Regions from separate parts of the Homo sapiens genome. Here region 2 is linked to region 1. The links are chromatin contacts, found by Hi-C or POLR2A ChIA-PET in ENCODE. All regions are on one chromosome and are shown on one strand. Each heading gives the region's core, a stretch centred on a gene start or an enhancer-like site at or near the end of the contact. The rest is flanking DNA. Distances are from core to core; before and after follow the strand shown. Region 1 overlaps XYLT1 (xylosyltransferase 1). Region 2 holds the start of SMG1 (SMG1 nonsense mediated mRNA decay associated PI3K related kinase).

The links. A loop is a pair of places that touch in the nucleus more often than their neighbours do. ChIA-PET counts read pairs that join two places held with the same protein, here RNA polymerase II (POLR2A). Pooled maps may share reads with other maps.
Region 2: a map of CD8-positive, alpha-beta T cell shows a loop between it and region 1 (6-fold over the local background). The contact joins the promoter of SMG1 here to the enhancer-like site in region 1. A Hi-C loop is called at or near these places in 1 of 168 maps with a recorded cell type or tissue (CD8-positive, alpha-beta T cell) and 5 of 50 pooled maps. POLR2A ChIA-PET finds 5 or more read pairs at or near these places in 1 of 52 experiments (OCI-LY7).

The regions. Positions count from the first base shown.
Region 1 is chr16:17,366,470-17,370,473 of GRCh38, forward strand. The region is part of intron 1 of XYLT1 (xylosyltransferase 1); the gene reads right to left. Among named protein-coding and RNA genes, the nearest start is that of XYLT1, 100 kb to the right of the region's middle. RefSeq lists an enhancer at 3,117-3,206. Within about 2 kb of position 1,627, at least 23 of the 41 ENCODE cell types and tissues checked have a DNase peak (open chromatin) inside an H3K27ac peak, as active enhancers do; they include CD8-positive, alpha-beta T cell and OCI-LY7, where a contact is called at or near this core.
Region 2 is chr16:18,924,062-18,927,919 of GRCh38, forward strand. It overlaps SMG1 (SMG1 nonsense mediated mRNA decay associated PI3K related kinase), which reads right to left and starts at 2,347. Exons shown (of 63, transcript NM_015092.5): 1 at 1,889-2,347. The coding sequence starts at 1,980. It overlaps SMG1-DT (SMG1 divergent transcript), which reads left to right and starts at 2,126. Exons shown (of 2, transcript XR_001752094.2): 1 at 2,126-2,213. RefSeq lists silencers at 1,569-2,158, 2,189-2,528 and enhancers at 2,214-2,826, 2,827-3,440.

The DNA.
Region 1 (4,004 bases), core at 377-2,876:
GGATCACTTGCGGTCAGGAGGTCGAGACTGGCCTGACCAATATGGTGAAACCCCATCTCTACTAAAAATATAAAACTTAGCTGGGCGTGTTGGTGCATACCTGTAGTCCCAGCTACCCAGGAGGCTGAGGCACGAGAACAGCTTGAACCCTGGCGGCAGAGGCTGCAGTGAGCCAAGATAGTGCCACTGCACTCCAGCCTGGGTGACAGACTGGGACCGTGTCTTAAAACAAACAAACAAACAAACAAACCAACCTTACAAGAACTCCAGGAGGCAGGCACCAAAAGCCCCATTTTACAGATGGTGTAATTGAGGCTCAAAGGAGAAGTAATTTTTTCAAACTCATTCATTAGTGGGTGGTGAAGCCAGGATTTGAAACAGGGCATCCTTTTGGACCACTAAGCTACCCTGCTTCCCAGTGGTACAACCACATCTTGAACTGGAATCATTAAACCACAGTTCCTGGTTCTATCAGCATCTGGCACTAAGAAGCCATAAGGAGCACTGAATTGGATCAGATGCTCCTCATACTAGATGTTCTCATTTCCTTGCTGCGAGTCTTCAGGTCGACTACTTTGCTTTTTCCAGTGGTTAATGGTAATAATCATCACCATGATCCTCTCACACTCATTGTGGAGCACTGACTGAGATGTTCTACCAGAGCCCGGCTCAGTCCTGACAGAGTGGGTGGGCCACCAATGTTAGTTCCTCTTAGAAGACAATTGGCGACACTTTACAGTGTTTTGCTTTTCACAGCTCAGAGGCATCTCAGACCATAAACAAGACCTGCCACGTGCCAAGAAGGCAGCCGTTACCCGACATGGCCCAGACAGGAAGTGCTGGCTAAATCCCACCATGCCGCAAATCTTTCTAAAGGTGGCCACCCAGGCTGTGTTTGAACACACATCCTCCTGGAGCTGGGAACACACGCCACATCTATAATTCATCCCGATAATTAGCTTTTCCCAGGCACAGGCCGCAGCACCTATCAATTTTGCACCCACTTGCTGTGGTCACCAAGATGGCAGGTGGCCCAACTGGAACCAATACTGCCAAGTGTCCCACAGACATTGTCTGGAGTTCCAATGATACTATGTGACTTCTGGGACTGCTGGGTGAGATCTCTGTTCCACAGGAAAATAGTTCATATTTGAGCTCCAGAATCCAAAATCGTGAGTTCAAGAAAAGCACTTAGAGGTGCAGACCAGTTATGCAGCGAATTCACAATAAGTTGCCCGAGGCAGCTGTTACTAAGCAGTCCACCTGGCCTCAAATTCTCAATACGGCCCGAGGAGCAGATATTATTAATAGATTCCAGTTTCCCTAGATGTCCGTCCCTGACCTGAATCAAACCCATCACTGTTTGGTGAGGCATGGGAGATCCAGGAGGAAAGGCCTATTTCCTAAGGGCCACACACAGTTTGGATTAAAATTCAGTGTAGAATGTCAGTTTTTTGATACCAAATCTGGAGTTCATCCCATTTTGCCAAAATAAATTTCTATGCACATCCCTCCCTGCTTTTCTTCACTTCCTCCTCTTTTGCTCCTTCACAAGAGCCTCTGACCAGGACATCTATTGTCGAAGATACAGGAAAACTGTGATTCAGCAGTGCTTCGCGTCTGGAATGACTCCAAGAGGCCACACACAGAACTGCCGACACAAACCACGGGGGGCGGAAAAAACGATCCCAGGAGGTGGGGAGTGGAGAGCTTTGCAGTCCCAGGCTACAGCTCGGGATGTAGAGCTGCCTTCCTAGGACAGAAGAGAGACGATGAGAACACCTGGCTGGAAGGTGGCCCTGCAGGGGACGGATGGGCCTTCTACATTTAGAGTCAGGATGGAGTCAGAAAGCTTCAGCAGGGGAGGGACTCTGCCTGCAGCCTGTCCCCTCAACCTCCTCTAATATTTCTTAATGAAACGATAGTGACAATGAAGATGACAGCCTTGATGACAGCGCCCAGTAGACCGCTATCATTGGTTAAGTCCTTATGAGATACCATAATTCACCATTTATGAGCATTACTTCAATAAACCCACATTCTATCCTCATGAAGTGGCTGTTCCCAGAAGGCCATAAAGACTGGATAGATAGATTTTTTTTTTTTTTTTGGTTTTTACTTTAAAAAAAAAAAACGACAGGGTCTTGCTCTGCTGCCCAGATTGGAGTGCAGTGATGTAATCATGGCTCACCACAGCCTTGAACTTCTGGGCTCAAGCAATCCTTCCACCTCACCCTCCCAAGTAGCTGGGACTACAGGCCTGTGCCACCACGCCTGGCTAATATTTCATTTTTTGTAGAGATGGGGTCTTCCTATGTTGCCCAGGCTGGTCTTGAACTCCTGGTCTCAAGTGATCCTACTGCCTTGGCCTCCCGAATTGCTGGAATTGCAGGCAAGAGTCAGTGTGCCCAGTTTGCTTTTTCTCTTGATGACATTAAGTATTTCCTTGTTCCTGGATTATGAATACCCTGTAGTACTGTTCCTAATTTATATAGGAGGAAACTGAGGCTCAGAGAGTTTCAAAGACTTGGTTGAAAGCCACAGAGCCAGGCCCATTTAACCTTAATATCTTCAGAGAGGTTTAAAAAAAAAAAGAAAAAAAGGTAACCAAAATGCTTGGATGTGGTATGGTGTGATCTGCATGGTGCACAAAAATACTTCTTTTTTTTTTTTTTTTTTTAGATGGAGTTTTGCTTGTCACGCAAGCTAGAGTGCAGTGGCGTGATCTCGGCTCACTGCAACCTCCACCTCCCGGGTTCAAGCGATTCTCCTGCCTCAGACTCCTGAGGAGCTGGGATTACAGGCACATGCTACTAAGCCTGGCTAATTTTTGAACAATACTTTTTTTAAAATTAGGTGCCAGCATTTAAAATTTAGGGTGAAATCATGATATTCTGATTTGTGGCTTTTCGTGAAATGTGGAAAGATCTGACCCACTGGGTAGGCAGGTCCACTTAAGGCAGGCACATCCCCTTCTGTTTGCCACAACCCCACCCTGCCCACCTGGGCTGAGCCCTGAAAGCATCTAAGTTTATGACCTTCCTATCTGTTCACCACCATACCTTACCCCTCCCCCACAAAGGAAGGTACCATGTTACCCCATGAACATGACTCCAACCCTCACCCGCCAACCTCAAGAAGAAAAATTCGGGATCCCGTGACTTCACAGCAGAAACAGAAAAACTCAAATAATCCATCAGGAAGTTGAGCACTGAGGTTAATACACACAGGACCATCTTCCTCTAGCTCAACAGTCTTGACTTTTCAGGGCCGTGACCCAGAAGGGAGGTGCCCGTGCAGAAGGCAGAACAGGAAGAGGTTCTTAGCACCCACTGTTTTCTCTTCCTGCACAGCCGCCTTGGGCAGCTGCCTGTGAACAGCCTGGCTGTTTTTCTCCTAGCTCTCTCGGAAGGAAGTGCTCTCATCACCCACGACAACAGAGTTGGCCCGAGGAGCCAAAAACGTGCAAAGGGGCTCCAAGCCCAGCTCTCCTTCTGTTCGGGGCAGCCTCAGAGACAGGAAGATGGGAAGAAAGTATGGCCTGGGATAGAACATCCTGCGAGACCCTTACAAAGCCCCAGCTGTGGGGGAAGGGAACAACAGGAGGGGGCCAGAGGAAGGGGGTCCAGGTCACACCAATTTTATACAATGAGCTCCTTTCATCCGTGAATAGAGGACTCTCCTTAACTCTGTCTCAATGGCTTTGTTTCTGAAACGATCAATTCTACACCCAGAAAGCCAAATTTGCCAGACCTCATGCCAAGGTCAGGCAAGAGCCTGAGATCCCCCAAGCAAGTTGATAATCAACACGCAGGAGACGACGCTGTGCTAAGTCCCATTTGGCGGATCCAAAGCTTACAACGATCCGCTTTCATTTCTACGCCTTCTGCAGTGGGGCGGGGTTGGGGGACCCTCGCTCACATGCATGCCACGCTTGGTGGAACTGTAGGCTGTATTCAGGAGAGTAAGTGTTACTTTCCCAGGGACTTCATTGAGACATCTGC
Region 2 (3,858 bases), core at 1,097-3,596, 1.6 Mb after region 1:
TGTATATCACAGTATCGTCTACCAAGGCGTTACATCCTGAAACTTTCTTACAAAAAGCACAGCTTCAAAGAAACCTTGTAAGCTTTCTTGTAAGCTCCTCCCTTCCCCCATCGCCCCTCCCCAGAGCCAAGAAATAAAGCACTTGAAAGAAACAACATGGATAATATTTATTAATAGCTCATGTACATATTCCATAACTACATAAGCCATTTGGCTTCATACCTGTCAGCAATGAAGTCAGCTGGCCCTAGCACGTGGCTGCGACTCTTCTCTATTTATTTAGAACTACCAACTACAATTTACACTTTTCCAAAAGCTGTAGGACTATTTGGGAAGGGCACTTTATTCTTCTAAAAGGTTACTAAATTCTCTTATATACTTATACTGATCACAATACTGAAAAATAATAGAAAATCCATTGTCATTTATTTACCACCTAATTTGTTAGATGCCAGAAAATCAAATTTCACACATTTCAATAAAAAGGCAAAACTAAGCATGTCAATCATAGAAAAAAATACTTAATCAACTAATTTTATTTAAAGCACTCACAAACTCTTAAGTGGTACAAGACAAGTCAACGCTGTTTATCGAACAATATTTTTTTTTTTACGACTAAACATCTCAATTCTAGACTCAGGCACTAATTATTAAAGTCATCTAGTTATATACACCAATTCTCAACAGACACAGTATTTGGAAAGGCATATTAAATAGACTAAGATGTGTACCACCTATTAGCCAAAGATAATTTTATTGATTTTTCTAACGAGTCTTCAAATGTTACATTCTAACATCTTAGCAAATTATTTCCAAATACTGCTGGAATTACATGTAACTATCAGGAAACAAAAGGGCTTCCCAACAACTTGCGCGTTCTACATTATTTGGCCAGTTTCTGGACAATTATAACAATTGTGCTCCAAAGTAGGAGAGTTCCATGAATCAATTACCCCTAAAATATATTTCTGTATATTTAAGGAGTTCTAAGCATTGGGTTAAATTCCAAACAGACTCTGAATACAAGCATTTATTAAGAGAGATTAGAATAAATCAGTCCTAAATTAGGCACAGCTGCCCTCCCATTGATCAAAAAGACAGGAAACTACATTTATTTAAAAAGTTAATGTTCCTAATATATTCAAATCTCACTAAGCCCCAAAACGGTCTGAGATCAAATCCTCCATAAATGAGGAAATTCTCTAGACTTCTAAGTGGGTGCCCAAAGAGTTCACTCAAGTGTCCAGGTATGAATTACGATTCACCAGAGTAACCGGCCTTGCACTTAGGGAAAACTTCCATCGCCCAAGACCAGCGTGGGTCGATCCCATCAACAGTCACACAATCTCATCTCATGCTCCACTAATGAATGTTCTGCCTAGAGTCAGAGCAATGCCTTAGCTGGAGTTTTGTTTTGTTTTTTTCAATATTAACACGTGGGGGTCACAGAAAGGAACAGAGGTTAGAAGAGCTCTCACGTGGCGGCTGAAAGAGTGGGGAACCGAGAAAGTGAATGAGTAACAGGGAGGGTCCTGGACTCTCAGCATCTCCCAACTCGGGGTCAGGGGGAGGCTGTAACTGGAATGCCCCCCACCCCCACCCCCGCCTCTTTCTCACCTCCTGGTCCCGACCCCAGGCCAGTGCCACCGCCGGGAGCCCCGGGTCTCGGCTCCAGCCCCGGGCTGAACAAGCAGGGAGGGGAGGCACTTAGGCCTCGCCTCCCCGCGGCCTTCCTCCCCCAGCCGGGGCGGAGGAGACCCAGGAAGCCGCGCCCGGCTCCGAGGGGTGGAGGGCCTAGGCCGCGCCTCCCAGCCCCGCGGCCCTAGGCCTCGGCCCGCCCGAGGCGGAGCCCGGGAGGTCGGGGCGGGGTCCCGGGCCGGTCACCCACCTGGGTTGCCAGTCATTCCAGCTCCGCGGATACTTGGTGCCGCCGCCGCCGCCGCCGCTGCTCAGCCGAGACCCCGGGGCTCTGCGGCTCATTACCTTCCCCGACACGACATGGCCAAGCGCCGCCGCCCAAAGAAGCGCGAGTCGCCGCCCGAACCGGCCGCCGCCGACACCCCGCTCCGGCCCGGGGCTGAGGAGGAAGCCGAGAAGGAGGAGGAGGAGGAGGAGGAGGAGAAGGAGGAGGCGGCGGAGGGCGGGGGAAGAGGACGGCCGTTCCGGGTTCCGCCTGAGCCCGCAGCGCAGGACGAGGAGGCGGGAGCGGCGCGGTGAGAGAGAGGCGGATGAAGGGGAGGCGACGTCTTTTCCAGGGCCGTGCGCGGCCCACGTCGCCGGGGCCCCGGAGGACGAGGACGACGAGGAGCAGGCGGTGGCGGCAGCTCCTCACGCTCACACGGCCACTGCTTCCCCGCCTCCCGGCTCCGCCCGCCGCGCCGCCGCTGTCGCACGGCATGCTGGGAGCGAGGGGCGGGGTTGGCGCCCGCCGGGCCTGGGGAGAGAGGCGGGTCCTGTCGGCGGGGCGGAGCCGAGAGAGGCGGGGTCGATAGCAGGCCGCCCCGCCCCCCACGTCCCCAGGCCCTTGGGCGGCGAAGAGGTCTGGGCGTAGCGGTGACGAATCCTAAGACAGGGGATCTCCACTACTGCGGCCACACACTTTTCTCCCAAACGCTTCCCGGAAAGCACCGGAGGGCCGGGCAGTCAGGTGTAAACAGGCGTCCAATCAAGGACCTGCGGTGTGGGTGGGGGCTGGTGCCCTGCGGTGCGCGCGCACACAGGCGTGCCCTTGGATTCACGTGCGCCAGTTTTCCCACTTTCTACGGGGTGGGGTGGAAAGTGAAAATAGTAAGATCGAGAGGTGGATATCCACCTTCCCAACCTCCACCTGAAATGTGCCCATCGAGTCCTGGCACCTTTTACCATTTCTTCACAATGAAAAAAACTAAACGATGGAAGGGAAGGGAGTACCCACGATCACCAAACCCTGTCCTCTGCAATGTGAAATGTGCTTTGAAGTCCTTTCACCCTGAGGCTTGCCCGCCTTCTGCTGGTGAAAGAAGCTGGGGGCTAGGCGCGGTGGATCACGCCTGTAATCCCAGCACTTTCGGAGGCCGAGGTGGGCGGATCGTCTGAGGTGAGGAGTTCCCGACCAGCCTAGCCAACATGGAGAAACCCCGCCTCTACTAAAAATACAAAAATTAGCCGGGCATGGTGGAGGGCGCCTGTAATCCCAGCTACTTGGGAGGCTGAGGCAGGGGAATCGCTTGAACCCAGCAGGCCGAGGTTGCAGTGAGCCGAGATCAGACCATTGCAGTCCAGCCTGGACAACAAGAGTGAAACTCTGTCTCAAAAAAATAAAAGAGAGAGAGAAAGGAGGGAGGGAAGAAAAAGGAAGGAAGGAAGGGAGGAAGGAAGGAAAGGAAAGGAAAGGAAAGGAAAAAAGAAAAGAAAGAGAGAAGGCCGGGCGTGGTGGATCACGTCTGTAATCCCAGCACTTTGGGAGGCCGAGGCGGGCGGATCACGAGGTCAGGAGATCGAGACCATCCTGGCTAACACGGTGAAACCCCGTCTCTACTAAAAATACAAAAAATTAGCCGGGCGTGGTGGCGGGTGCCTGTAGTCCCAGCTACTCCTGAGGCTGAGGCAGGAGAATGGCGTGAACCCGGGAAGCGGAGCTCACAGTGAGCAGAGATGGCTCCACTGCACTCCAGCGTGGGCGACAGAGCAAGACTCTGTCTCAAAAAGAAAAAAAAAACAAAGCAGCAGCTGGGTAGAGGAGACGTACCCGACCGTCTACCCCATGACGTGTCCCATGCCCCAGGGAAAAAAGTTCCCTAAAGCATCTGATGCATAACGTGAATGCACACACGTTTTTTAAAAGTTGGGCCAGGATGCTCCTTAAACGAGTGTCTAAAC